Regions from separate parts of the Homo sapiens genome. Here regions 2 and 3 are each linked to region 1. Evidence: read pairs that join two places in POLR2A ChIA-PET (ENCODE). Cell type or tissue: OCI-LY7. All regions are shown on one strand. Each heading gives the region's core, and the rest is flanking DNA. Links, peaks and the distances in the headings are about the cores only.

Region 1 (8,117 bases), core at 2,115-7,114:
ATTAAACTAGAGAGATATACCTAATGTTAAATGACGAGTTAATGGGTGCAGCACACCAACATGGCACATGTATACATATGTAACCTGCACGTTGTGCACGTGTACCCTAAAACTTCAAGTATAATAAAAAAAAATTAACCTAGAAATGTCCAACTGGAAATGTGGCACCAAATCAATTAAAAATGTGACACAAAAACTAATTTCAGAATAGATCTTCTTTATTTTTTCCTTACCAGAGGTAACTCTGTCTTACTGCTTTACTGGAAACAAACTTATTAAAACTCATTACATGATCTACAAACATAATCCCTAAATAAGATGTAACTATGAGGATCATTACTTTATAAAATATATCAATTCTTTCTAACTAAGGTAGTTACCATATATCACTAACTTTTTAAAAAGAATACTAATGTTTTTTCAAAAGATATATAATTTCATCCTATCAATTATAACGATATAATTAATAATTCAATAGAGAGAAATATCTAATAACAAATCTGTATAAAATAGCTACTTTAAAAATAGCCTAAGGGTTGTCAGAAAAATGACAAATGGAAAGAAATCAAAGATGTATTTGATACTCCCCTTACAGCTTGTCTTGTTGTACCCAGGTATTATGCACCTACAGCGTGTAAGGTCACACATTGATTGACAGCCTTCCCATGCTAAAGAAAAGAACTGAAAAAAGAGGCAGCACGTGGCAAATACCTCAGGTTCCTTTCTCAGCTAGTTCACTCAAATCCCCCTGTAGGGGTTTCCAATCCTCCCCTCAATTTCACCTTGAATTCTCTGGTTTGATTGAAGAGCTTCACAGAAGGGTCTATTACAGATTGAGGAATGATCCATTTCACATCTGAAGCTCCAAAGAGCTACTTGTGAGGAATCTTTGAGTGCATTTATCTCACATGTGAAGCTTTCTGCAAAATCAATATGGGTATTTTTCAGTTTGACAAGTCAACATGAAATATCACATAATAATAGAAAAACAGAGTTGTACATTTAAGCACAGCCAATACAGTTATCTGTGACAAAGCTTATAGTTATCACTCATGGATATTCTTGAGTATGTCTAATCTAAATTCATCCTGATGGCTGGGCTAGAGAGCATAGAAAGTGTAACTGACTGGTCATCATATTTCTGGCTGTTATGTCCTAATTAATCCAGGTTTTGTGGTGAGGGCAGAGAATGGGCAGGAATCATGGCCTTTGCTTCTAATGTGAGATTGATATGATAAGTGGAAGAAAGTAACCAAAGGTGAAAAAAAAAAAAGAAAGAAATAGAACAAAGGAGAGTTATTTTAAATAATTCACATTTAACTAATTGGCAAAACTGGGTGAAATGGTCACCCAAAGAATGACAACCATGTCTCATATCCCCACCACAACTGAGGCAAGTACTAGCAGAATAACTGACATATTTGTGAATAAGTGACGTATTTGTGTTGGGGTCTGATAATCTTTGGGTGAATTCCAAGTTTATTTTACCATCTGCATAAGCTTGAGGAACATGATTTCTCATCTCCAAATCTCTGTTTTTTCATTTTGAAATGGGATTAATCATAAGATTTTATCTTATACGTTTTCATGACAGTTAAACAAGATGCTGCATAAAGCATCTGGCACATAGAGAATGTTTCACTGTTGGTAATTATTGATGAAATTATTATGGTTTCATTGAACCCATTCACCACATCTCTAGGGCTCTAATCTGGTGCCACTTCTTCTGTCCCCTGGGACCTTTCTACATTGTTTGGTGTTCCCAAGTGGTAGATGACAATTCTGGTCAGAGTGTGCTCACTGAATTAGCTCTGGTCCTCATAGAGGAGTGCAGCGCTTGTCTTAAAAACAATCTTCCTCCAGCCAGGAAGGCTGTCCTCATCAACCACATGGGAGAAAACCAGATGGGAATGTGAAAAGGAAATAGAACTCAGGCGTAGAGTCCAAATCAGCTGATCAATCCAGGCAATCAGTGAGGCGAGAGATGGAGAGAAATGTCACATATGGTTTTTCTTCATATGGCAGTATGTTACAATTAATAATGGAGTTATCTCTATATACCCCATGATAGGAAAGACCTTAAAAACAAACAAAATAAACAACCCTCAGGAGAAACCCAGATCTAGTTAAATAGTTCACAACAACTATTTATTCCTCTCTGTCACATTTTTCGGTAACCTATCAACATGTAATACCCGATTATCTGTGCTTGGGCCAACTAATTTGTAGAATACTTGAAATATATTTTAAATTTTTTTAATTTAAAATTTTAATTTTAGGTTAACTCTCCCGACCACTCAGAATAAATCCAGAGTAGACAAAATATGTGAGTTCAGAGTCATAAAAATTAACTTTAAAAACAAAATAAGAAAGAACATCAGGCTAGGCGCGGTGGCTCATGTCTGTAATCCCAACACTTTAGGAGGCTGAGAAGGGTGGATCAGCTGAGATCAGCAGTTCAAGACCAGCCTGACCAACATGGTGAAACCCTGTCTCTACTAAAAATACCAAAATTATCTAGGCATGGTGGCACATGCCTGTAATCCCAGCTACTTGGAAGGCTGAGTCTGGAGAATTGCTTGAACCCGGGAGGCGGAGGTTGTAGTGAGCCAAGATTGTGTCATTGCACTCTAGCCTGGGCAACAAGAGTGAAACTCTGTCAAAAAAAAAAAAAGAAAAGAAAAGAAGAAACATCATTATAGAGCACAATAACTAAGTATAAATGACTTTGTGTTTAATTAATTCAAACAATATATATCAAGAAATTAATATATGCAATATTGTTAATTTTTTAGCTGCCCTACTGTTCTCCATTATTAAAATTAAGCTATAGTTTTCATTCCAAAAACAAATTAAAATATTTTCTTACATGCTGATATAGAATTACAAGTACAAATCAAAATAATTTCCTACTTAAAAAGGGTCATTTCTTTAAAATTTTATTTATTTGATTCGGGTTCAAAATACAAAATTTGTGTTCAAAATTTGTTCCTTTACTAAGGAAACAAATTTATAAATAATCATTAAGTTCCCAGATTGACACATAAAAACAAGTTTAATGTAAACTGTATCTGAAACACACTAATAATACCACCTCTCGAGCAACTCTAGGTTATAAGGTCTATAAATAAAGTAAACCCTGTGAAAGCTTAGGGAGTATCATTGGGCACCAAGTTTACAAACTTTGCGACATACCAGGCAAGAGATCAGATAGAAGGATGGATCAGTTAGGAGTTCAGGTGATCACCATTCTCGTCACCACCACCATGTGAACATCATCATCATTATTATACCATATTTCACCCAACATATTAGTACAGGATAGCTATTAAAATTATAATGGTAGGTAGCCAATAAGATGACATCTCATCATCTTGTATTTTTAAGTGGGTGGAAATGAAGTGCACCAGGATGTCAGAAACTTACTATATTCTCTCTGGCACATAAATCTTTTCCATGATGTTTATATTTCCCGTTCAGGACCCTGAGCATTTTTAATGTACTTTCATTTAAGCAAATAAAGGCTCTAAAATATCAGTCCACGTTTCAACATCTCCTGCTTTTAGATTTTGCCTTGTACTATGGCAAGCCAGATTCCTTAAGCACAGCTTTGAAAGGTCTAGGAAAGGAACTAGCTTGAGACCTGTTTAGCATATTCTTTAGCATTCTGGTAGTACCACAATATCAAGGCGAATATTTGCCTTAAAAAAAAATCCCAATGGAAAATAATTTTATGACTTTTCTCAATTATGTATTTGAAAGTTTATCCTCCTTCAGTATCAGGGTTTTCCACCTTATCCCATTTCTGGTTTTGATTTTAATTATAAACCTTACTACTCAAAACTATCAGTAATATCTGTCTTTCAGGTACTTCAAGTGTGCCAGTAACAAGCCTCATATAGTTCAACTAATATAAATGCTGACTATGGGCACTCGTTCCTGCCACTTGTCCATACATTTCAAGCAAGTACACACTATCCCTATGGTTTGCAATCTAAACGGTTTGCAAACCTAAATGGCCTCTGTCCTCATCATGTTGTATCACAAAACATACGCATACCTTCACTTTAAATGGAATTAAGCAGAGGCTGGGAAGGAGGAAGAAATAGGGAGTTATTGTCTAATTTTTGGAGTCTCAGCTTTGCAAAATGTAAAGGTTCTGAAGATCTTTTGCACAGCAATATGCACATACTCAACTCTACCAAACTATACACTCAAAAAATGGTTAAGATGGTAAATTTTGTATTTTGAACCACAATTTTTTAAATAAAAAAACTAAATAATGTAGTCAAACTGCTTTTAAAAAAACTCATATCCTGTTTTTTAAGTGTTAGGCAGCCAAGATCCTATGTCTCATTCCTAATTTCTTTCCTATAAAAATGTTGCCTGGGAAATTGTCTCTATAGTTTTCAGTTCCAAATGAACTAACATCTGACTTGACGTAGGATAAATTGCACATGAAAATATAGGTCAGGCCGGGCGCGGTGGCTCACGCCTGTAATCCCAGTACTTTGGCAGGCCGAGGCGGGCGGATCACAAGGTCAAGAGATTGAGACCATCCTGGCCAACATGGTGAAACCCTATCTCTACTAAAAATACAGAAATCAGCTGGGTGTGGTGGCGCTTGCCTGTAGTCCCAGCTACTCGGGAGGCTGAGGCAGGAGAATTGCTTGAACCCCAGAGGAGGAGGTGCAGTGAACAGAGATCGAGCCATTGCACTCCAGCCTGGTAACAGAGCGAGACTCCGTCTCAAAAAAAAAAAAAAAAAAAAAAAATACAGGTCAAAACTAAGTAAATTAATGAGACTCCGATTATACAATTTCACTTCTCTTCTGAAAGATTCGAAGAGTGAAGCACAAGAAAACCACCACTCCCAGGTGCTCTGCTCTAAGGCTGCAACTACCATACACTATTATCATTTAGAAACTCAAAATTTCACTGACTCTTCAGAGGACCAAGCAAAAGTTGAAGCTCATTGAGACAAAAATACTTGAGCTCAAACCAAACTAGTTTTCAGTGGTTTCTCCATTTTTGTAACAGAAGTTCCACAGAACCTTACCGCTCATTTTCTTTAGGGTTGCTGATTTTTTGTCTTTAATATTTTAACTTGATAGATTTTTTTACAGTTTTTTAAAAAGTTATATTATACAATAAAGACTTTTCAGGATTCAGGGTCATAATGCTTTTTTTTTTTAACAAGCTGATCAAATTTATATTTGTCCCACACAAAGTTAGGACACAGAAGCTTCAAAAGAAGTAGACAAAATGGGACCAGAGTAGCTTATGGAAACTAATGTCTTTATAATCCTGCTTCATATACACAGAATGAAATCAGTCAACAGCAAAAGCAGATAGTTTCCTTTTTAATGTAAGATCCCAGGGATAGAATGATAGAATAAAAGCTAACAGACATGGTACACTGATTCAAAAATTTATTACAAATTTTTTTTCTGTATTCCCACTTCACTTCAATCATTCTGTGACTTAATCATTTGTTTTTAACATTTATTCTTACAGTCTACATAGCTTATTAGATTAGGGGTAGCAGAACCTTGAGGGCTGGTGTGAATTTGAGTTTTGTAATAATACTAATAGTTTTAATAATAACAGTTACCTCTGACAACATCTCTCAGGCAATTATATCATTTCCTTAGAACAATCATGTGAGTTTAGTATCTATATCTCTCTGAGATATGAGGAAATTAAATAACTTGGCCAAAATTGCACACTAAAAAAAATGCCATGCTCTTAACCACGAAGCTTTGCTGCATCTTGATGAATTGTCATAAGTGTAGCTTCATGTCAATGTAGATTATTTTTCCACCTCATCCATTAAAAACGCTTCTTTACTTATCTTCTTGATAACTGAGCTCCCTCTCACTTTTGGGATATTCTATTGCCCAGTAGCTTCTGAATAGAAATGATATCTTGGACACAGTCACTTGTTTTGATTGACGCTATGATTGAACTAAATATGGTCATTAACCAACATGGTCATTGACTGCCAGCAGCAGCTCCCTTTGTTCCACTGCTACCTCACGGGCACCAGTGCATAACTCACTTTTATGGGGTGTGTGGTCATCAGGCAACGAGCTTACAGACCATTTACTACATATAGCAACATCCACAAAGGCATGAATTTTGAAATTTCCTTGAAGTCAAGGCTATCATCATTAGTAATTTAGGGTATTCCAGAAGACACTAATACCCACTGCAAATGCCACAACACCAGTGAAGAACATAAAGACTAGCACAATGGGCCTTTCCATTTTCCTGCCTCAGACCTTCCTTTCCCTTTCCTCACACCTTTCTATGCCCAAGTGGGTATATTTGTGCCTTTCCTAATGAATACAGAGTGGGGACGCACCCACAAGAGGTTATTGGGGCTAGTCTTAGAATCCAAGAATAGTGGAACTGGAACCCTAAAAACTCTCTAGACTATGCCATAAAATTACATATGACAAAAATGTGGTCCAAAGAGGTCCAGTGGTTTGCCCAAGGGCATAAGCCAACAAGTGAAAAAGTGGAGACTTTAAACTCCAAGTACAGTGCATTTCTACTTATAAGACTGTCTTCAACAAAAATCCAAATAATTTACTGGACACTTTACATACAGTATTTCATGTAATCCTCACAACCTTCACATAAGATAAAGATTATTACTCTTTCTACAAATGAAACAGATTAAATAATTTAGCAAAGTTCACATAGTTAGAAAGTGTCAGTAGCAAAGATCTGCTATTAACACCTTACTTTCAATGAAATGGGAAGGGAAGGGAAGGGAAGGGAAGGAAAGGAAAAGGAAGGGAAGGAGAGGGGAAGGGAGGAGAGGCGAGGAGAGGGGAGGGAAGGGGAGGGTAGGGGAGCTAATCCAGGAAGGATTATGACACTAGACAGTGAGACAGCAATGGACTGATTTTGAGATTAGAGAAGAGGAAGTTGTGAAATTAAGGCCCAGGGAATTTATTTTAAAAACTAAAATAAATATGTTACATAAACACACTGGTCTTTAACTTTATTTCTTTATAACTTCTTTTTTTTCCCAAAAGGGTTTAAGTAGTATTATTTTTTAAATGCATCCAATACAATAAAATAAAATAAACTTAAAGTAGGTAAATAAAATGAGTCCAGGAGAAAATGCAGTGATGTAAAAGAGACAAAATTCTTGCAAAGAAGCCTGATACACTTGCCAGAGGTAGGCTATAAATTTGAATCTGAGCTTTCAGACTGGCTACATGAAGAGGGAAACATGATCCATTACATGAACTGCAGCATCCCTAAAACAAAGAACAAGCCATTTGTCCAGGAGAGACATCATTATTCCTGGTTATGAGACCATAGAGAAATTTGTCCCTGTGGCCCTCCTTGAGAAGGCACAGTATAAAGCAGAGAACAGAGGCCTCAACAATATCCTCACAGCACACAGAACAACACATTGTGTAGGGCTGTTTATTGTACCGTTCATTAGTGCAGCAGCCTTGCCCTGGGGCAGAATTCAGCAATGGCACTTCTTGGAGAACAGCATGCTAGTTGTCTCCAGGAACGGGAAGGAAGAGAACTGTGTTGAATGGGAAGGATGCTGAAACAACATAGACACGGTGTGGAAGTCTCACACAAACACAACACTAAGCTAACCTCCTTAACACCTTCACTAGAACACCACCAACCCATCTCAGTTTATGAGTCATTGAGCCTCTTTCCACTTACTTTGTCCAATCCTGTTTGGATTCACTCTTCCTAATCTCCCCTAATGCCAAGGAGGAACAGATCAAAACCAGTAGCTCCTGCACCAAACCCAAATATCAAATTGACCTGAGGAAAGTGATGAAGTGGGCAAAGTAGGCAAGGTGAGGCCAGGAGAGCCACTTCAACAACAGTGTGCTCAAAGATGGTGACAGTGCAGTGTGTCAGATAGGGGCTCCACCACTCAAGCTCAGCAAAGAGCCCCAGTGACCACAAACAAACCTCTGCTACAAGACTTTACACTCGTTCACTTATTCACTCATTTACTGAGTCCATAAATACTTTAGTAAGTATTAAGGTTACATGCTGGGGATACACAGGTAGACAAGACACAAGTGGCCCTTTCCTAATGGAGCCTTTACCTGAAGATGTTC
Region 2 (8,117 bases), core at 989-5,988, 250 kb after region 1:
ATAGGGGACTATGAAAGATGGAAGGGTCACCTTTTTGCTTGCTGTAACTGATGACCCCTCTGCTGTGAAGTCACTTGAGAGTGACTGAGAAATAATGGAATTTATCTGGGGTTTTGAGAGATGGGGAAGTGAGATCCAGAGAAATATGTTTGAAAGCATATATTCCATTGAGTTCAGTTCACTTGACCAGTTTTTTAGTTCAATAGGATTTTTGTTCAGTTGAATAAACCTTTAGTAAGTGCTTAAACAGAATATGTAAGGTACTGTTCTAGGCATTTCATGAAAGGCAAAGATGGCTGTGGTGTTTTCTGTCCTCAGGGAGCTTCTGCTTTAGTGTAAATAGCTGAAGTTAATTCATGGCAGAATGACATAGGTACTTTAAATGTGTAAGTGGCAGTACTATGGGAATTTGGAAAGAACAGTGAATACCACTGGGGTTCAGAGGAGTCTGTGGAGGAGGCCAACTTTGGGCTGGATCTTGAAAGAACAAAAGGATATCAAGTAGGAAGAGAGGCATTCTGGCATGAGGGAATAAACAAAGCCATGGAAATGGGTGACTGAGAAGTAATTCTCATTCACACTGGAAAATGATAATTTTACTTTTTAAATAATGCTTTCAACCATCAATTAAGCTTGCTTGCCCATGTTATAATTCCAGTTGAATCTTGGTATTTTTATGTCATCTTTGCAGTTCTCTAGTGATGCGCAATGTGTCTTCCTTTATGAGCTATAGCGTGCATTATCAAGTTGGAAACGTTACTCACTTTAGTACCTGGATGGTTATAAGCATCAAAACCAAACTTCTAAGTCTAATCACAAAGCCTATTACTTTCCCTGATTTAAAACAGTAAAATGTAGAGAAGATGATGATTTTTACATATCCTAAGAAGCACTTGGCAGAGCAATTAGTTTCATAACAAGTGATTGTTTTTTAAAGCTCTCTCTAGAATAAGAATGAGTATCTTGATGCTAGTGTCACTTTTAAATAGCTATGGCTCCAGGAATGTGTCTGTTCATGTTATTATCTTAAATACACACCTTATCTATCCATATTGCTATACTTCAGATGTGAAAGTGAAAATAAAGGTGTGAAGTGCCTAGCAGACTTGTATGGATTTATGTAAATCAGAAAACACACAAACAATCCATTAGTCTCAGTGCTGAAGCCCTGATATATTAAAATCAAATATGGATTATTTCCTAAAAATTTCACGTACACACATACCATCATATCCAGTGATTTACTTGCCAAAAAAAAAATCTTTATTTCTTTGAACTCTAGACACATATCCAGCTGTCTTATGACATCTCCATATGGATATTTAAAGGAATATAAATCTTCAAATACTTAAAACTGAGCTGATCTTTTTACCCAAACTTGTTTCATCTTTAATCTTCGCCATCTAAGTCCATTGGTGTTACTCAAACCAAAAACGTTGGAGTCATCCCTGACTCTTCTTTTTCTTTCACATTCACAGTTTGTCTCAGTAGTTCATGTTAACTCTACCATGAAAATATATTTAGAATTTGAATCTTATCACCTTTCACTCCCTCTACTACTACCTGGCCAAAGCCACTGTCATTTCTTACTTGGATTATTTTAGTAGCCTCTTGACTGGTCTCTCAGCTTTTTCTCACAACCTGAAACCCAGCACATCAGTCTGGTCTCAATGCAGTATCCAGAATATTTAGGTTAAAACAAGTTAAATCCTGTCGTTCTTCAAAGCTTCATTTGTTTTCTTTCTCACTTAATGTAAAAGGTAAAGTCTTTGTAGTAGCTTATAAGGCTGTATATGATATTGCCCCCTTTGCAACCTCTTTTTTGGACTCTCTACCTAACCTTCATTCATACCTCAGTTTTTGACTCCATTTACTACCCCCCATTCCTGTTTGACACCATATTGTTTCTGGAATAGCTGGCCTTGGGGCTTTTGCGCTTGCTGTTCCCTCTGCCTGTAATGTTCATCCCCCAGGTGACTGCTTAACTTATTCCCTAATCTTTCTTGGGTCTTGAGATGTTGCATCTCTAGTGAGACCTTCTTTGGCCATCTTATTTAAAATGTCCCTCTCCCTGCAACTACTTTATGTTTCTCATTTGCTCTTTGCCAGATGAACTTACGTATATTTTGCTTTACTTTTTATGACCTTTTTCTTTCAGAATGAAAGCTTGATGAGTGCAAAGTATTTTATGTTTTGTTTACTCCTGTGCCATCAGACTTGGAGTCGTTTCTGGCACACAGTTGGCACTTAATGCATAATTGATTGAATGATAAAAGACAATGAAAGATTTATTACCTAGGGGTTAAACCTGTAGTTAGGTTGATTTGTCTTTTATTGTATCTTTGGGGAATGATGCTATTTCCAAATGGCTGAATGTTACTTCTTTTTAATTAAATCATATTTATTGGTATAATTTGCATATAGTAAAATGTGCTTATTTTAAATGTACAAGTTAATGTTTTGACAGATTTACACATTGATGTAACTACTACTACAATCAAGGTACAGAACATCTCCATCACTTCAAAAGTTTCCTTGTGTCTGTTTGTAGTCACTCCTCCCTCATTCTCATCTCCAGGCAACTAATGATCTGATTTTTGTCACTGTGAATTCGTTTTGCCTGCTCCAGAGTTTCAAATAAATAGAATTATACATTATATACTCTTTAGAGCATGATGTTTTTGAGGCTTATTATGTTATTGTATGTGTCATTAGTTTGTTCCTTTCAGTAAAGAATAGTGTTCTATTGTATAAATGTGCTCACAATTTGCTTATCCATGTATCTGTTCATGAACATTTGGGGCGTTTACAGGTTTTTTTGCCTATAGTGAATGACACTACCATGAGCATTCAAGGTGCGAGCCTTTGTGGAAATAGGCTTTAATTTTTCTGGGTTGATTACTCAATAGTAAAATTACTGTTTTATATGGTAAGTTTATGCTTAACTTTGTAAGAAATTGCTTTGAAGAACTATTTTCTTCAGTGATTGTATCATACTCACTAGCAATATATGAAAAAATTCTAGTTGCTCCACATTCTGGCCAGCACTTGGTATAATTCTTTTAAATTCAGACACTCTATTGGGTGTATACTGGTATCTCTTTGTGGTTTTAATTTGCATTTTTCTGATTACCAGTGATGTTGATATTTTCATTTATTCATTGGCCATTTATATAACTTCTTTTGTGAAATAGCTGATGAAATCTTTTGTCCATTAAAAAACGTTGGATTGTTTCTTGTCATTCAGTTACAATAGTTCTTTATATCTTTGTATATCTAGATACAAGTTCTTGTTAGATGTTTTCTCTTGGTCTGTAGAGTAAGTGTAGTTTATCAACATTTTCTTTGGTGGTCTGTGCTTTCTTTCTTTCTTTTTTTTTGGTAATATCTAAGAAATTGTTGTTGTTGTTTTTTTGAAATGAAGTCTCGCTCTGTTGCCCAGTCAGGACTGGGATTACAGGCGTGAGCCACCGCGTCCGGCAAATGTCTAAGAAATCTTTGATTAATACCAGGTTGTAAAAGATTTTCTGTGTTTTCTCCCAAGAGTTTTACAGTTTTGGCTTTTACATTAGGTCTCTGATTTGTTTTGAGTTAATTTTTATATATAGTGTGCGGTAAGGATCAAGGTTTGTTCTCTTCTATATCCACCTGTTCTTTTCCTTTGAATTACCTTGAAATTTTGTTAAAAATCAACTAATCATGGCCAGGCATGGTGGCTCACGCCTGTAATCCCAGCACTTTGGGAGGCTGAGGTGGGTGGATCACAAGGTCAGGAGTTAAGACCAACCTGGCTAACATAGTGAAACCCCGTCTGTACTAAAAATACAAAAAATTAGCCTGCTGTGGTGGCGGGCACCTGTAATCCCAGCTACTCGGGAGGCTGAGGCAGGAGAATCGCTTGAACCTGGGAGGCAGAGGCTGTGGTGAGCTGAGATTGTGCCACTGCACTCCAGCCCAGGTGACAGTGCGAGACTCTGTCTCAAAAAAAAAAAAAAAAAAAAAACAACCAATCATATATGTGTGGGTTTTTTCCTGGGTGCTGTTATATTGATCTATATGTCTATCATGCCAACATAACACTGTTTGTTCAGTAGTAAGTCTTGAAATCACATGGTTTAAGTTCTTTTTGTTCTTTTTTGAAATTGTTTTCACTATTCTAAGTCTTTTCTATTTCCATATCAATTAGAGAATCGGCTTGTACATTTCTACAAAATACTTCTGGGAATTTTAATTTCCATTGTGTGAATTCAGTGGATTGGTTGGGGAGCATTAACATCTAAATGATTGAATTATTCTAAACCATGAATATAGTATACCTCAATTTAGTTATTCTTTCATTTCTCTGAGTAATGTTTTGTAGTTTTCAGTGTGCTAATCTCTTGTGTCTTTTATTAAATTTGTCCTAGGTGAATAGGACGTGAATTATATTTCTGAATGCCATTGAAAATGCTATTTAAAAAATTTACAGTTTGTCATTGTTTCTATACAGAACTAGAATTGATTTTTACATATTGAACCTTGATAATGTAATCATTAATGCTTTTGACTTTTTTTGTGTGAATTCCTCAGGATGCTCTCTATATATGATCTTGTTAATCACAAATAAAGACAGTTACTCCTATCCAATATTAGTGTCTGTTACTTCTCTTTTTCTACAGCACAGATGAGGACAGTGTTAAAGCACAGAGTAGGACACTGTTTACATTGCACAGACTAGTGCAGTGTTAAATAGAAGCGGTGAGAGTGAACATCCTTGCCTTGTTTCTAATCCCAGGGAGGAAGCATTCAGACTTTCACTGTTACGTGTGATATTAGCTCTAAGTTTTTTGCAGATGTACCATATCAGGTAGAGCAAGTTCCCTTTTATTTTAAGTATACTGAAAGCTTTTATTATATTGCATGTGAATGTTGAATGTTTTCATATTTTTTTTTGCCATCTATAGGGTGAATCATTTGTATTTTCTTTTTTTTTTTTTTAATTGTTTTTTTTTTTTTTTTTTTTTTTTAAGACGGAGTCTCGCTCTGTCACCAGGCTGGAGTGCAGTGGCACGATCTCGGCTCACTGCAATCTCTGCCTTCCGGGTTCAAGTGATTCCCCTGCCTCAGCCTCCCCAGTAGCTGGGACTACAGGCGTGCACCACCACGCCCAGCTAATTTTTGTGTTTTTAGTAGAGACGGGGGTTTCACCATGTTGGTCAGGCTGGTCTCGAACTCCTGACCTGGTGATCCACCCGCCTCAGCCTCCCAAAGTGCTGGGATTACAGGCCTGAGCCACCGCGCCCAGCCATTTGTATTTTCTTTTAACACTTGTTAATATGGTGAATTGAATTGATTAGATTTTGAATCTTAAACCTGTCTTTGCATTTTTATGATAAACTCCATTTTTTCATGGAGTTTTATGTTATCTATGGAGGATATATTCTTTTACTATGCAAAATTTGATTTGCTTAATTGCGTTGTTGATTTGTGGATGTGTGTTTATGAGACCTATTAGCTTTTTTTTTCTGGGGGGCTCTTATGGACTGTGTGTGTTCCCTCAAAATTTTTAGGTTGACGTGCTAACTCACAATGGTATTCAGAACTGAGGCCTTTGAGAAGTAATTAAGTTTAGGTGAGGTCATGAGGGTGGGGCCCTCTTAGAAGAAGAAGGAAAAACTAGAGTTCACTCTTTCTCTTTGATGGGAGTACAGTGAGAAGGCAGCCATCTACAAGTGAGGAAGAAGGCCCTCACCAGCTAACTGAATAGGCTGGCATTTCGATCATCCCAGCCTCCAGAACTGTGAGAAATAAATTCCTGTTATTTGAGCCACCCAGTCTATATCGTATTTTGTTATAGAAACCTGAGCTGACTAACCCGGGAGTAGGGTTGTAATGTCTTTGTCAGATTTTGGTATAAAGGTCATGATTGTTTCAGTAGATGCAGAAAAAGCATTTGACAAAATCTGACACTTTTTTTAGTGATAAAATACTCTAAGAATAAAAAGGAAATTTCCTCAACATGGGAAAGGGCATCTATGTAAAAACCACAGCCAACATCTTAATGGTGAAAGAGGAACAGAGCAAGAATGTTGCTTTCACTATTCAGTTTTGTATTGGACATTCTAGCCAAGACAATTTGTCGAGAAAAAGAAATAAAGGCATCCAGATGGGAAAGAAGTAAAACTATCTCTATTTGTAGATGACATGATCTTCTATATAGAAAATCCTAAGGAATCACCAAAATGTATTAGAATTCATAAATGAGATCAACAAGCTTGCAAGGTATAATAGCAATATACAGAAATCAATTGTATTTCTATACATTAGCAGTGAACAAAAATGAAATTAAGAATTCCATTTATAATTGCATCTAGAAATTAAGAAAATAAGCGGTAAAAAAATGGTACTCTGAAACCTACCAAAAATTATTGAAAGAAATTAAAGAATTAGACATCCCATGTTCATGGATCTAGATGACTTAATATTGTTAAGATGTCAGTATTATCCCAAATGATCTACAGATTCAAGGCAATCTCAGCTGCCATTTTTCTTCTTCAGAAAAGGCAAAGCTGATCCTAAAAGTTACATGGAAATTCAGGGTAGTCAGAATTTTTAAAACAGCTTTGAAAAAGAACAACAAAAGTGAAGGAGTCACAGTTCTTGATTTCAAAACTTAATACAAAGCTACAGTACCCAAAACAGGGCGATACTGGTATAATGATAGACATATAGGTCACTGGAATATAATTGAAAGCCCAGAATTAAACCCTGACTTTTATGTTCAATTGATTTTTAAAGGGTGTCATGACAATTTAATAAAGAAAGAATAGTCTTTTCAACAGATGGTGCTGGGATAACTGTGTATCCACTAGCAAAAGAATAAAGTTGGACCCCTTTCATGTACTATATATTAAAATATTAATGCCAAATGGATTATGGACCCAAATGAAAGAACTAAAACTATAAACTCTTAAAAGAAAACATAAGAGTAAGTCTACTTGTTCTTGGGTTAGTCAAAGCCTTTTTACAAGACACCAAAAGCACAAGTGACAGTAGAAAAAATAAATATGTTGGACTTCATCAAAATTAAAAACTTTATACTTTAAAAGACACTATCAAAAATAAAGTGAAAAAAACCAACACACAACATGCAAGAACATATTTGTCAGTTATATTTGTGATAAGGGACTTGTATCCACAATATATAAAGAACTGTTACAATTCAATAATCAAGACAATTCAAAAATATGAAAAGTATCTGAATAGAAATTTTCCAACAGACAGTAGGCATATGCATAGATGCTCTCAGTGTCATTTACTGTTGTGAAATGCAAGTCAAATCAGAATTTCTCATCTGCGTCTTTGTATTTTAAATTATAAATAAAGTTTATATTTACCTCTGGAAGTTCTACTTTTTAAAATAGCTTTTATTTATTATTATGTTACATTTAGAAATAAATTCTTCTGTAATCCCAGCACTTTGGGAGGCTGAGGTGGGAGGCCTACTTGAGGCCAGGAGTACAAGACCAGCCTGGCGAATATAGTGAGATCCTGTTTCTATTAAAATAATTATTAAATACATTGTCAAGTACTGTTTTAGTATATTCATTGTTTAGTGTACTTGCTATCCTGGTATGTTTGTTCCATCATATCTGTTATTTCTGGATCTATTTTTTATTGACTGATTTTTGTCTTAGTTATGAGTCACATTTTTCTTCTTTGTATGTCTGGTAATTTTTGGTTTGCTGATGGGGATTGTAAATGTTGCATTATTGAATGTCTTGATTTTACTGTCTTTTAAAAAAGAGTTTCAGTTTTAGCAGGCAGTTTACGTTCTTTGTGAATCAGCTTGATCTTTTTGGGGCTAGTTTTGTTTGTTAGGATTGTTTTGAGTATCCTTTACTATAGAGGAGGTAAATTAATAGAGGAGGTAAACTATACAGAGGTAAATTAATCTTATTTCTAAGGTGTGATTCTTCTTTATCCTCTGCTGAATGCTGTGCATGGTCAACGAAGTCCGTCTACTCTTCTATTCCAAATCTGCCTGTCTTCCAGGCTTCTGTGACCTTTTGGAAGTGTTGTTATTGTTCTCTCATATTTGTTCTTTTACCAGTCTCATGGAATCTTAGAATATTCCT
Region 3 (8,117 bases), core at 1,456-6,455, 97 kb after region 1:
TTATTTTACTAATAAGTGTACTTCTGTATAGAAAAATCATTTTTAAAAAACCTTACAACTATTTTGAAACATTTTACTATAAGCCTGCCTTTGATTTGTTTGGGAAGCTATTTTATAGTCACTCAATTCATTTATTGTATTTGACAAATATTAGCTACTTACCATGTGCCAGCACCAAAGGTTCAAAAGTGAGTCCTCACAGAGCCTTACAGATTAGTGTCAGAAAGAACTGCTTGGCAAGGGTAAGAGTGTGACACATTGTGAGTATTCAAGAAATGTTTGTTGAGTGACTGATAGAATGAATTGAGGGATGATCAAGGTAAGTCCTCGATTTGATATATGTACAAGGAGGAACTAAGAGTTTCCCTCCCTGAACAGGTCAGAAAGGACATGCTTGAGCTGGCCTTAAAAAAACACCTGAGTGGCATGTAGCATGTGAATAATGAACAGGAATGAGCCACTGGTGGTAGAAACAGCATCCCAGAATATGCTCTGAGTTTTAGCAGCACAGCCCATTTCTGACCCCTGCATGCCTCAAAGCCACTTTAAGAATTTGGTCTTTGCCCTTCTGTCCTCACCCCCTGTTGTACTGTAATACACGCAAACATGTGTGTGCATGTACACACACATGCACACACACATGTGCTAACTCCATCGTTGGAATTCGACTGTCCACCCCTTCAAGAATCAAAGCATCTCCTAAAAAAAGGAAATGGCATGCCTGTTCCTTACTTGTATCCATAAAACTCACATTTGAGTTGTCTATCATGAGACCTCAGTTTTTTGACCAAACATTGTCCTTAAGCATCAGACACATAAGAAAAACTGGAAAGAGGAACAGGTAATATTTAAATCACCCACTATTCTTGTAATGAAAGGATTTTTCAAACATCAAGATGAAATGGTTTTATCAAATTATTAAAGTTTGCTTTTTGTGTCCAACTTAGCAACAAGTCATGGATGGGACACTCAAAACAGGCCAATTTGGGACAGTTCCAACTGTAGGAGGCCTTGTGTCATTACCTCTATAAATGGAATCGAGCTTCCCTTCTTCTGCAGCTATACATTTTCTTGCCTTTGATTTCCCACTCTGCTTTCTCTCCCGGCAGGCTCTTCCTGTCTCCTCTATCAGTTACTCTATAGGCAGATGTGCCTCTTTTTCCATTTGCCAGATCCCCCCAACCCAGATCTTCCAAACTACTCCCCTTTGAAGTCTCTATTACCGATACAATCACTTTTGTTTCCCTTCCATCCCCTCTCTCACTGCTCCAGTTTCTTCTCTCCCTAACCCCATTAGTTACATCTGCTGCCCCTACCATTCAGCCTGTGTTAAATCGTAATGCGCTTGACATAACTTCAGTTTGTCTGCTAAGTACTCAATCAGCACGCATTGCTATCTTCTGATTTGTAGGAAAGGGGGCAAGACTGAGTAAGCTGGCTCAGAATTCTCTGAGTGATTCAGCTCTGCCCAATTAGCACAACCAAAGTGGGAAATTGACAACTAATAATAATGAAAGAAATGGGTTTTAGTTGTGAATATAAATCCCACAAACTTGGTTCCTGATGCCTGTGGTAGATACTGTATGCTTCATATGGTGGTCAGATGGCTCAGAGAATGCAGAAGTGGATGAATGAAGGAGAGTGTGTCAATAATTGCAATATTTATTAGTTGACTGGGATTCTTTCCCTGGAATTCATTAATGGATTTTTTAAAGACTCTGCAAACCACCAGAAATTGTATGTAACATTTAGTATATTGATGCATTTTTTTCCTGGGCAGTGGGTCCATACGTTTAAGCAGATTCTTAAAAGGCTCTATGTCTCCCCACTATCCGCCTCCAAAAAGGTGAAGAATCATTGCTATAAGTGAAGACACCTATTTGGTCTATGTTTTCATGTGGTCTGCTTTTTTTCCCAGCCCATTTTAACATTCCACATGATTTGAGCAGTTCAGAGAGTAGAAACGTAGGGTTTTAAAGGCAAAATTTACCTTCTTTAAGAGGAAAAATGTTTAAACCACCTACCAGGTTATACAATTCACATTTTAAAAATTATTTTAGTTTTACCACAATTCAAAGACAGGCCTTTTTTTTTTTATTTAACAATGGGTATAATCACACATCTGAACATAAGAATTAGTTTTATGCAGTTCCATAGAAAACCAAAATCTTGAGGAACACTTTCAAAACAACCAGAGAAAAATAAACCATTCCTTATGTCAGTCTTGTTAGGGAGGGATTAAGAAACTGGCAATTATTTTGGCGACCTTAATTGTTGCGCGGCAGGAAAATATGTAATTAGAGCACGTTCCCAGGCCTGCACACCTGCAGCACATCCTACAGCATAATGTCAGCTTTCAGTGCCTGTCGGTGCCAGGTTCTAGCACAACCAGTCACAGTGACGCTCTGAGAACATTTCGGACTCATGTAATGTGGCTTCTGTGTATGAAAGAAGCAGGCATTTACACTACCACACAATGGAGTGCATTGCTGCAACACTGGTTTCATTATTTTCTGACGCCTACCTTCAGCACTGCCCTGGTTTACTCCGTTTGAGGTTTTATTGTTACGGTATAATAGTCCTGTACATTTTTGAAATTCCCTTATTATTCAGCTTATTAATACAGTACTGACTTGATTATCAGGCTGCAGTTGCACAGCGGAAGATTCAGTGCATTAGCTAAGTCAGAAGCTGAGTAAATTCTTGGTATAATGAGAACAATTGTTTGACATTTTTTTATGTAGAAAGATGGGCCATGGTAGTTCTCTATATAGTTGCATTTTGGAATTCACTCTATATTCCCTATATGTTGTTGAGTATTCGTTTTTCATATAAAGAAAGCTTAAAATGTGTTCTCACTAATTTGAAAAGTGTTTCAGGGTATGGGAGGACTCCATCATGATTCTCATTAGCTTTTTTCTTCTTTTTCTTTTATTGGCTTTTCTCAACAAAAAGAAACTCTGACGTTAGAAAAAGTAGTGAAAATGAAGAAACAGTATGCACGATGCCTATTTTTCAGATAATTCCATAATCTGGCATAGTGATAGTTAACAGACTTTTCCCCCCTAAGGGAGATACACTGTATTTTGCTATCTGACATGTTGTCATATATAAAGAAATCAATTGGTAATTAAATGATGCACCTTGTGAAGATGACAAAAGGCATTTGGTTGCGAAAAGAGAACTGGGTTTTGAGGGGTTTGTAGTGAAGGCCTAATGACTATTCATAAGAGATTTTCAGTCCGTTGATCCACTTGACTGGAAAGTTCTGCCCTGGAGAGTTAGTGCTGTCAGTTTCTCTCACCTCAGAAAGCCGCCGCAATCGACGGTGTAGAGGATGAGCGAGAAATTATCTAGTAGTTGCTCTAGGCCTGTCTTAGGTCACGTGCAGAAGGCACATCTGGCTTCCTGTAGGTACAACCTCAGGACATAAACTTTGACTAATTTTTAAACTATAAATATGTACGAGTGACACTGAATAAGTTACCTTTTATTCATATTTCCTTTATTTTAGAATGCATGCAAGTTGTGTAGTAAGCTGCCATTTTGGCCTTATTTTTCTTCCAATTTTAACTGTTACACACTTGCTTGTTAAGCTAAGAGTGACTGTTTATGAAAGTTGTCAAGGACCAAATGATAACAGTCTCCTTATGTGAAATCCAACAACTCTGTGTTTGCTGAGAATATGCCAAAGTTGCCCTGCAGGAAGCTCACCTGAAACAAATACAGAGTATATGATTGGATAGCGCTCTTGGGGGGTGTTTATTGCCCTATTTGGCAAAAGGCAGTAAGATATCAAAATGTACATACATAGGACTGGATACAAGGCTGCCACCACATCAAGATCTCTAGAATTGCAGAACATTGTTGCTCCAGTGTCTTCATAAACACAATCACAAAAACTACGATGAAAATTCATGCATTCAAAACAGACCAGTTACTGTCCACCATGGACCAGGCACCATCCTAGCTTTGGAGGAGACAAACATGAGGGAAGTAAAATCTCAGTGCTCATAGTTTACTGAGGAACAGACAAATAAGAAAACAGTTACACTACAACATATAAAGAGTTATGATTGAGTTGTATAATAGCACAGAGTTTAGAATCCAGGAAAGGGTTTTCTGAGAACTGTTGGGGTCTACAAACGGGGTAAAGATTTCTTATACGAGCTACTCTTTCCATTGCCAAAGCCAAATTAGCTGGCGGAAAGGTGAGTTGGACAAGTGAGGTGTTTCTGTTGCATGTGGAATCTCAACAGAACAGTAGTGGCCAGCAATTTCTGTACATATTTACTCTTGGAAAGTGCTTCTCCATGTTATCTTATCAAGAAGCTCACCTAATCAAAGGTAAACACATTTATCGCCTCATTAAGGCTTGTTTTATGGCCACTTCGATGTCATGTTTGAGGTAGAAGTACCTGTCACAGTCTTTGTCTGGAATGTATGTAAAAGGGATTTCATGGACACTGCAGAGGTTTTAATCTTTCAATATCAAAATAATTTAATGCATAATATGTATTTGAGAAGATGTCACTGGTGATTCCTACTTGTGTACTGTGTGTACTGAGTTTTGCTGACACATTTGCTAGAGCTGTCAAGGTGGACCAAATGAATGGACAGATGCCAAAAAAACAATTATGCTTATTAATGTACATTGATTGCTTGTTTAGGTTATAAAACAAATTAAAAAAAACCATTAGTATTTAAACCCTTTTATAGCTGAGCTAATGATTGCTTGTAATATAGTGTCTGGTAAAGAATATTCTATAATACCTGTAAAGCCCAGCTATGTTATCTAATTAGTAGACTTTGATTTAAGTGGCTGTAATTATGGAATTGAATAGTTGCCTTTCTAAATAACCAAATGGTAGATTTAAATATATAAAGATGTTGACTTGATTATTTAATATTTGTAGCAAAGACAAACCACCTAAATAGAGAGATTAATTCCACATCAGTGCAACATTAAAAGGGAGAGAGGATGCCAAGAATCCCATTAATTTGGGATATAAGTGTCTGAAATTTCCTCAAAACATTTACGCCAAGGAATACCAACAAGACAATATCAAGCAGCTCTCCCTAAGGATAGAGAGGTAAGGCAAACATGATTTTAAACTGCACAATATCACACAGTAAAATTAAGGACAATGTGTTCCACCAGATGCTAAACACAGCCATTTATCGAGCTACAAGGTTCTAGACTAAGTAAGTGTTTTGTATACATATTAGCTCCATATTACCTCCATGACCTCTTTCCCCATGAAGCCTTCCCTGAGCCTCAGTATCCACTCTTTCCTGTACCATGAATCCATTTTTCTTTTACTTTTTCTTTTCTTTCTTTCTTTTCTCTCTCTCTCGCTTGCTCTTTCTTTCTTTCTCTCTCTGTCTTTCTTTTTTTGTTTTTTGTTTTTTGTTTTTTGTTTTTTGAGACAGGGTCTCACTCTGGCACCCAGGCTGGAGTGCAGTGGCACAATCATGGTTCACTGCAGCCTTGACCTCACAGGCTCAAACCATCCTCCTGCATTAGCCTCCCAAGTAGCTTGGACCACAGGCATGCACCACCATGCCCAGATAATTTTTTTTTTTATTTTTTGTAGAGACGGGGTCTCACTATGTCACCCAAACTGGTCTTGAATTCCTGGGCTCAAGTGATTCTCCCACCTCAGCCTCCCAAAGTGCTGGGATTACAAGTGTGAGCCACTGCACCCAGCCCATGTTTTCAATAAAGATGGTGCTATTTGAAACTATGGCATGTCACGTGTATATTATTTTATTTCACCATGTGTTTAAATGAGATAACCAGGTGCCAAGAAAGCTTCAATATTTGCTTAAATAGCCAATGTGACGGAGAATAGGTAACCTCTTTTCTTTTTTTTTCTTATGATTTGCTTTGGCTATTAGTTTTGAAACATACATGTTATATTCCCAATTAGATCTCGTTACATCCTTCACAGGCTGTCCAAAAATTTCCATACTTCTAACAAGAACTTCGGTTGACTGAGTTTATATTATATAGTTTTTCTGTCCTTTGCCCTATTTCTTTCAAGGCCTTTGAGTCAGAAGCATTCAGCACCACGGCGTACGATAGCCACCATTTGCTTTGCCCTTTTAACTTTGGGGGTTACTTCTGACCATAGTCCAACTGCTCAGAAGGGCTTTTTCACAAATTGTTTACCGTGGCAGTTGCTACCCTATTGGGGTTTGCATTCAGAACCCATAAGCAGAGAGCAATGGTGTCAGTATAACAAATAATGTGTACAATTTTTTAAAATGCTGAATTTACCAAATCCCCATATTATGTTTTCACACTGCTCTTTCAGAAACTGTGCTAATACAATACTCCTATAAACTGATCTTGGTCCTGGCAGGCCCTGTTGGAACTAATGGGGCCTGACAGTTCTTCAGTTAAAAATTATACATGAGGGCCACTTTCCCTTAAATTATCTATTGTATGCCAGCTGTTCACAACTGCACTGCTTCACTTTCTTTGCAGTGCTAGAAATGTCTAATTTTCTCATAATATCCATAGCAACTATTCTCATGGAGGGCATTGAAGTTAGTAAGACTTCAAACACACCTTCACAGAAATCATGCTAGAGTTGCAGTTTCCATTTTCTTTAATTTTTTGGTTCTGAAAAATGTTTAGATGGCTCATTTTGCCGGTTTCATGCCATAGCACTTGAGTTATATCATAATTTCTCATTTGCTGCACAACTTTATTCTATTTTTATGCTCCTAAATGACGCAGCTCTAAGTACCCGTGAGTGGCACTTCCGTGCTGTGAGTGCTATCAAAGGCAACCTCAGATGGATAAAACTCCTGGTTTTTTGTTTTCTTTTGTTTTTTGTTTTGTTTTTGTTTTGTTTTTGCTGGGGAGGGGAGAAGCGGAGTCATCACCAAGGGCCTTCTTTTGTTTTTCAGGCATGTTAAAACTGTATAACCAACAGAACCATTTAAAAGGAAGAAAAACATCACCCAAGTTCCGTGTCTGAATGAAGGCTGTCTTCTCAAATGCTCCTCATTACTCCAGAGCAGTTATATTTGGATTATAATTAAAACGAGGCTTCTTTTTTTTCTTTTATTCTTCTTTTTTCCCAGAATGCCTCAAGTGAAGTATTCCTCCCAAAGTTATTGCACCTCTTTACTAACAAGTGCTGGGATTTTAATAAGCCTGTCCCCCCTCCTTACCCTGTACAGAGGAAAGGATGGCAAAGAGTGGCTGTGGTACAAAGGTTACATATTCAGTGATATTTTCTGCTTTTATTGGTAAAAATGGGGAGGTGGGTGGAGGATTTCCTTTAATTATGAAATAAGTGTGATGTTAGTAGTTATTTCTGTAACCTGGTGAAAATGCTGCATATTTCAGGCCTAATTTTTAGCATATGTTACCACGTGTGTAATAAAACGGTGATCTGCGCTCTCCGAATCTTTTGGCTGTTAAGGAGCACTCTGATTATAACTAGTTGCTGTAGAAACCTGGTCATCCAGATGCTTATCAAGAATGCATTATTATTTTTTAAACCTTGGTGGAGAAGCCACAGACTGCAGCAGTTGGACAAGGTCACATATCGATGGAAGTGACATGTCTTTCCTCTTTCCATTGTGTGATCGTCCAGGGCCTGGGGGCATTAATATGCAACGGTTCTGTTTTTCTTTCAGAAGGACTTGTAAACTCTTTAAACAGAGGCACACAGTTGCAATTGTTGCGGTACTGAGTGGGTGTATAGAAGCTAGGGCTGCAGCCTTGTCCAGTTGCAGATAGAATAAAACTGACAATGATGCAATGGGCCTGGCATGTAGACAACTCTGTGGGATGGATGAATGGTGCGGCTCTCGCTGTCCCTCCGGTGGTGGTAGGCCCTGTAATAGCTAGCGTAGGAAGGGTGGTGAAAATTGATATGCACTATTACTACACGTATAAAACTTAACACTGGGGCCATTGCACAGGTGGGGGGTTCCTGTTTATTGATTTTTATGAGTTTGTTAGAACATGCGCTTAATGCTTTTATACTCCGGGAGCTCTGGGAGGGCTCACCTTAGGTAATAAACCTTTCCGTACTTTGCAATCGCTCACAATTTACATGGGGACTCACATTATCCAGTACAAAGCCCAGCAT

Evidence for each region. Peaks named below come from ENCODE experiments on the same cell type or tissue, not always from the same donor. Only the 100,000 strongest peaks of a DNase experiment are listed, where the experiment ranks them.
Region 2: POLR2A ChIA-PET joins it to region 1 with 5 read pairs; 2 of 35 experiments call an interaction of 5 or more read pairs at or near these places.
Region 3: POLR2A ChIA-PET joins it to region 1 with 5 read pairs; 2 of 35 experiments call an interaction of 5 or more read pairs at or near these places.

Annotation. Positions count from the first base shown.
Region 1 is chr2:144,559,236-144,567,352 of GRCh38, reverse strand. It overlaps LINC01412 (long intergenic non-protein coding RNA 1412), which reads right to left. Exons shown (of 3, transcript NR_110570.1): 2 at 783-920. Among named protein-coding and RNA genes, the nearest start is that of LINC02993, 39 kb to the right of the region's middle. In OCI-LY7, for the core only: no CTCF peak of the experiment used is centred there; a DNase peak (open chromatin) is centred at 4,872; H3K4me3 peaks cover 798 bases; H3K27ac peaks cover 1,284 bases.
Region 2 is chr2:144,304,049-144,312,165 of GRCh38, reverse strand. The region is part of intron 1 of QTMAN (queuosine-tRNA mannosyltransferase); the gene reads left to right. Among named protein-coding and RNA genes, the nearest start is that of QTMAN, 24 kb to the left of the region's middle. RefSeq lists an enhancer at 1,636-1,705. In OCI-LY7, for the core only: no CTCF peak of the experiment used is centred there; no DNase peak of the experiment used is centred there.
Region 3 is chr2:144,461,142-144,469,258 of GRCh38, reverse strand. All of the region lies in intron 2 of ZEB2 (zinc finger E-box binding homeobox 2), which reads left to right. Among named protein-coding and RNA genes, the nearest start is that of ZEB2-AS1, 54 kb to the left of the region's middle. In OCI-LY7, for the core only: no CTCF peak of the experiment used is centred there; no DNase peak of the experiment used is centred there.